Regions from separate parts of the Homo sapiens genome. Here region 1 is linked to region 2. Evidence: chromatin loops called from intact Hi-C (ENCODE). Cell type or tissue: HCT116. All regions are shown on one strand. Links, peaks and the distances in the headings refer to the core of each region. The heading gives the core; the rest is flanking DNA. Region 1 overlaps IGSF3 (immunoglobulin superfamily member 3). Region 2 has its middle 30 kb from the start of CD2.

Region 1 (2,914 bases), core at 88-2,587, 150 kb before region 2:
ATTAGAAAAAAATTAGGAAAAATTATACATAAGACTTAACATGGAACCATTATGGGTACCCAAGGGAGAGGCAGTCACATTTTCAACTCCTGGCCAAGCCAGCAGCTGCAAGGAGTTGATAAGGATGCAGCCAATGGTTCTGGGAGCAGAGGAAAGCACACACGAAAGCTTTTGAAAGTCTTGGATTTAGAAAAAGAAGAAAAAAAGAAGTGTCTCCCTCTGCTTCTTACTATCTAGTTCCTTTTTGCATATTCTATGAATTTTAAAGAATTATAGATGGGTTCTGACTAATCACGTATCACTGCTATGGTTTTAATCATTCTAACATTCTTCTCAATTTGCAGATGTAAACCCCTCCCAACACTGGAAGAGGAAACAGAGACCAGTGCGCTGTGCAGTCTCACTTAACTAGAATGCACAACTCCTGCTTTTATCACCATTCTGGGAAATCCCCGCTGCATTTCATGGCCAGGGCAGCACTTCATAGTTGGAAAAGGATGGTGTGGACTTGCCGCAGAGGCCCTAGAGAAGGCCATCCTGTGTTCCTGCTCTCCTTCTCATCCGGCTTCTACCCCCACCCCACCCCCCAACAAAAACGCTACAGGTTATAAGATCTACATTCTGAACCTGGCTTTCAGGGGCTAGGTGTGTTGTGTGTTGCACAGCTCTAGAGGTAGCATAGCCTTGATCATCGGGGTGGAGGTGTCTATTTACTATATGTTGCAGCAGATGGCAGTGAAGTGTCTTGAGGAAGAGGTGTTTTTATCATTTGAAGGTTATGGGGTGTAATAATAAAGACTGCAATTCACAGACCTTGAGCCTAGCAGGCCAATGCCAAGGGCAGAACTGTAGGCTCCCACAGCACAGTTCCACAGAGGAAGGGGGCTGGTTAGTAAGGGGAAAGAAGGATAGAAGACTGCAGTAAATGTAAACAGCCGTATTTTCAACATAATTTACTACAGGTCTCTGAAGTGTATATAAAATGTTTTAGTGCAACATCTTACAAATAGTTTTCCTTTAAAAAAACAGAAACAAATCAACAGCTCTCTACATCATGCATGGGTAGTTTTCTTACCCCATCTTTTTTTTTCCTCAATAATTAACGCAGAGAAACCATTGTTTGAAAAGAATATGAAAACTTGCTACAGAAACACCCGGTGAAAGAGGGTGTGGTCATATTCATGTCCTAGAATGCGCCTAGCACAGTGTAGTTTTTCATAAATGCAACATTGTAGACATAGATGAATCCAGAGTATTCAGCAGTTTTCCTCCGTCTCAGAAGACTAAAGCTCCAGTAGACAATGCGCAATGAGGTCTCACAGCCACTGGAGGGCACCATTACCATCCATCTGACATCGCATTTCCATAGAAATGGCCAAAGAAAGAAGGTCCTGGGGTTTTTCATAGAAAGCTCAAAAAGTTCAACCTTTGATGCTATCCCCCAGCCCAATACAAAATACACAGAAAAAGCAATTATTAAAATACTGGCTTCGGTTTCTTTTTTTCCTTTCAAATTTCCTACAATTGCTTTACATATTTGTGTGCAGCACCTACTTCTTTATCGCCGTGAACTGAAATCTAAGATTTCAAACTGAAATCTTAGTTACACATCCTAGTCCCAGCCAGCGCTCTGGCAACCTCCCATTTAGACAGAGGAAACGCCAGTCATCTTCCCTCATTGACTCAGCCTATAAAGTAGGAGTCAGCAAATTCCCACTGAAAGCCCACATCTCTGAAATAAAGAAATGGGGCAAAAGACCTTCTTTTTTCATGACTGAGCCGCTCCTGTACCTCTAATGTGTTGATGCAGCATAATAAATGAGAATCAGCATGTCAGGCAACAGCAGGATTAAGGTGGTGGTGCCTGCACACACTGTCTCACAGGAGGGTACGGTATACTTGGGGGAGAAAAGGCAGGTCTGTGTGTCTGTCAGAAAATGGCTGAGCAATCGCCACCATGCTCCCCTCAGCTGGGAATCAGCAAAGTATCTGCCGAGCAGCCCAGGCCACCTGCATACCTGCAGACCCTTGAAGGATCAGCACAGACACTGGCCTGGGGAATCCCATGGCCTCCCCTGCAGTCTGCTCGTTCTCAGAACAGGGCTTCACTGGAATCTTTTATCAGACTTAGTTCCAGAATCCCTGATGACTTTTTCCAAACTGTGACCCCCTCTTGGGATTCAGGATGTAAGTTCCCAGAGTAAAGGAGATGGCATGCTTGGCCAGAAAAATATGGGAAAGCAAGGGTATAAGAACATCTTCATAAAGGGAGCAAAAGGAAATATTTGCAATTGATGATGCCCTAAGAAGGACAAGCAGCACCTGGCCCAACAGTGTAAAAGAACAGGGTGACACCAGCCATCATGGGGCTCAAGGGGCGTTAAAATAAAAAGCCACCATAACAATGAACAACCAAACAACCTAGAACCACAAGAGAGATCAAGAAAGGGAAAGGAAAAATCCCACAGACAATGCCTTGTGATCACAGTCTGCTGAGACTAGGCAAACAGAAAGGATGACAAAGGGCTGCGTCTGGACTGCCCCCAGGCTGATATTCTTATGGCAGTGAGAGGCAGGGAGAGAAAAATGAATAAGGAAGACATCACTATAATTAAGGAAAATCTAATTGGAAGGAAGAAGAAAAACCTAGTCTTCACACCTCCAGGGAGGTAGATATTTCTCTGCACTCTCCAACACCAGGCCCTGGAAACCCCCCTCCCACCCCTCACTGTCCCACCAAACTTAGTGTCAGCCAGCCCCGTGCCCTCCGTCAGGTGTCTGCCATGGCTGCTTTGGCCCTGTGCTCAGCTCAGGGGCCCACTTCCAAGTTCACTGGACACTTTCTTTTAAGAGTTTGGCAAAGCACCTGAAGACACAGGCCCACCTGCTCACAGTTAATCAGTTAGAGACCATC
Region 2 (2,914 bases), core at 266-2,765:
TTGTGATGACGAATGAAAGTCAATAATGATCCATTCCTCTGGCACAGCATTGTCCAATAGAACTTTCTGTGATGTTGAAAATGTTCTATAGCTTTGCTGCCCAAGATGGTAACCACTAGCCACACACGACTACTGAGCTCTTGAAATGTTGGCAGCATGGTTGAAGAGCTGAATTTTAAATTTGACTTTGCTTTAATTAATTTAAATCTAAGTGTACACAGCTACGTGTGACCAGTGACACTGTATGGGACAGCACAGCTGCAGCGTGTTGGTTAAGATCCTGGCTCAGAAGTCAGATAAACACACGTTTCCATCCTGGTCCCTACTCACTAACTGTAATCAGGCAAGTTATGGCCACGTATCCTTGGCTCCCTCATTTTCAGGATGGGCACAATTGTGCCTACCTCGAGGAGCAGTTGTGAGGATGGGGTAACAGGGTGGAGATAAAGCACTTCACACAGTGCCTGGCAGAAGGTTAATGCTCAATAAATGTTCAGTGTTTGGTTATTTCCTAGGAAGCTCCTCAAAGGGCTCATACCACTCTCTAGACATTGCAGAGAGGTGGTCCTAAGACCTCAGTGCTGGTGTCTTCCCTGGAAGCTTCCCTTGTCCTAAGTGATATCACATAAAGTTGACTCAGGGGAGGACAAAGTTGGAGCAGAGGGAGAGTCAAAGGCCTCTAAACCAAACTTCTCACTACTTTTGAGACTTCCCTGGGGAAGTGAAGACTGCTAGTTGCTCACACAATGTTTGAGTGACCATGTGCCCTAATAAAAGACCGCAACTCCCAGGCTATCTTACAGTTAAGGGTGGTCAATAAGATGCAAGCAGACATTGTTAAATCTAAATGTACATTTCAGGACTTTCAGGAAGTCTTAAGAGGGGTCAGACAGTTTATATCTTCTCTCTTGTCTTTTGTCCCTTCACCTTTCCTCCTACTTCCTATGTGGAATTCAGACATGATGGCTGGAGCTCCAGCAGCCTTAAGGAAGTGTCTTTGAGGATGGGAGCCCTGTACTACTAATGATGGCAGAGCAAAAACAAAAGAGGCCTGGGTTCATGGACACCATGAAATCACGGTACCAACCTGGGCCTGCCCGCCTTCAGATTTCTTTTATATAAAAGAAACCACTTGTTTTGGTCTGTTTTGTACTGCTATAACAGAATACCTGAGACTGGGTAATTTATAAAGAACAGAGATTTATTTCTTGCAGTTCTAAAGCCTGGGAAGTACAAGGTACAGGGGCCTTCATCTGGTGAAAGGCTTCTTGCCGTGACATCCCATGGTGGAAGGTGGAAGGGCAAGAAAGCATGGACACGAGAGAGACCAGGAAGCAGTCCAAACTTATCCTTTTATCCAGGAACACGCTTCTGCGAGAAAAGCATTAATCTATTCACGAGGGCAGAGCCTCTTAAAGGTCCCACCTCCCAATAATGTTGGTTTGGGGATTAAGTTTCTAACACATGAACTTTGTGGGACACATTCAAACCATAGGACCTCCATACCATGTTTATTACTTTTGTTTTCTCTTATGTGTAGCAGCTATGAGCTAGTTATTTCTAAGCAGTGATTAATTCTACAAGTCCAGGTTATTATGGCATATAGTCAATGAAAGAAAGGGCTTGAGAAAATCAGTCCAGTCTTTATTCCTTCATCCTGCCTGCAGGGGGCGTCTAAGTCTGTGAACAACATTAGAGATACCTGTTCCAGTCAGTCTTTTTTTTTTTAATCGTTAAACCTGTTCATTATTTTTTTCTTCCATTGATCTCGTGTTCCAAAATATTGTGTTTCTACCGTCAGTTAAGTTTTGTTGGTGTTTTTGGTCATAAAAAACATTTAATAACCTGGGTGTGGTGATGCATGCCTATGGTCCTAATCCTAGCTACTTGGGAGACCGAGTCAGGAGGATTGCTTGACCCAGGAGTTTGAGGTTACAGTGAGCTATGATTGCACCACTGCACCGCAGCCTAAGCAATAGAGTAAGACCCTGTCTCAAAAAAATATATCAATAAATAAACAAAAAATAAACATTTAGCAACCATAGTGGATTTTGCTTTGTTTCGTTTTGTGGGCTGTCCAGCAGCTGATCTCCTTCTTATATTTGGGGAATTCTCCTAATAAAATAGAGCCTCTGATGGCCTAATACTTGTTGTCCCTGTCCTTCAGCAGCTGGACAAGGGCACACAAGGCTTAAGATTTACCAACTCTGCCGGGCACGGTGGCTCACGCCTGTAATACCAGCCCTTTGGGAGGCCAAGGTGGGTGGATCACGAGGTCAGGCATTTGAGACCAGCCTGGGCAACATAGTGAAACCCGGTGTCTACTAAAAATACAAAAAATTAGCCGGGCATGGTGGTGCATGCCTGTAATCCCAGCTACTCGGGAGGCTGAGGCAGGAGAATCACTCAAACCCGGGAGGCAGAGGTTGCGGTGAGCCGAGATCGTGCCATTGCACTCCAGCCTGCACAACAAGAGCAAAACTCTGTCTCAAAAAAAAAAAAAAAAAAAAAAAATTTGCCAACTGGATGGTCTCACCTGGGACTTTGCATCTGGAGCAAGTAACACAAAGCAGCAACCATGGTTTGGAATGCAGTCCACTGGGCAGTGACATCCCATGTCCTGGTGGTTCCAGTGGGTCGGTGTCTGGTGTCCAGTGGTATCCCAACCATGCCGCTTCTGTGGTGTGACCTTGGCTGAGCTCTTCATTGCTCAGCTTTTCCTGGCTACTGCGCATATCCAGAGTCTGGTCTTCCTGTCTTTTCATTTGCTCTGGAGCTGGCAGACATTTTCCCAAAGCAATTATTTTCTGCTTAAGTCAACTAGACTTGGTTTCTATTGCATGCAGCCAAGAATCTTGATGGATACACATGCTAAGCAACATGATTTTATCTATGATACCTGCAGAGTTGACAT

What was found. Peaks named below come from ENCODE experiments on the same cell type or tissue, not always from the same donor. Only the 100,000 strongest peaks of a DNase experiment are listed, where the experiment ranks them.
Region 1: a loop joins it to region 2, with 2.8 times the contacts of the local background. A loop is called at or near these places in 20 of 110 quality-filtered maps.

Annotation. Positions count from the first base shown.
Region 1 is chr1:116,573,470-116,576,383 of GRCh38, forward strand. It overlaps IGSF3 (immunoglobulin superfamily member 3), which reads right to left. Exons shown (of 11, transcript NM_001007237.3): 11 at 939-2,914. It overlaps LOC124904385 (a long non-coding RNA gene), which reads left to right. Exons shown (of 2, transcript XR_007066497.1): 2 at 345-1,281. Among named protein-coding and RNA genes, the nearest start is that of CD58, 3.9 kb to the left of the region's middle. RefSeq lists an enhancer at 572-861. In HCT116, for the core only: a CTCF peak has its summit at 1,320 (motif pointing right); a DNase peak (open chromatin) is centred at 1,302.
Region 2 is chr1:116,723,278-116,726,191 of GRCh38, forward strand. No RefSeq gene overlaps it. Among named protein-coding and RNA genes, the nearest start is that of CD2, 30 kb to the right of the region's middle. In HCT116, for the core only: a CTCF peak has its summit at 1,663 (motif pointing right); a DNase peak (open chromatin) is centred at 1,674.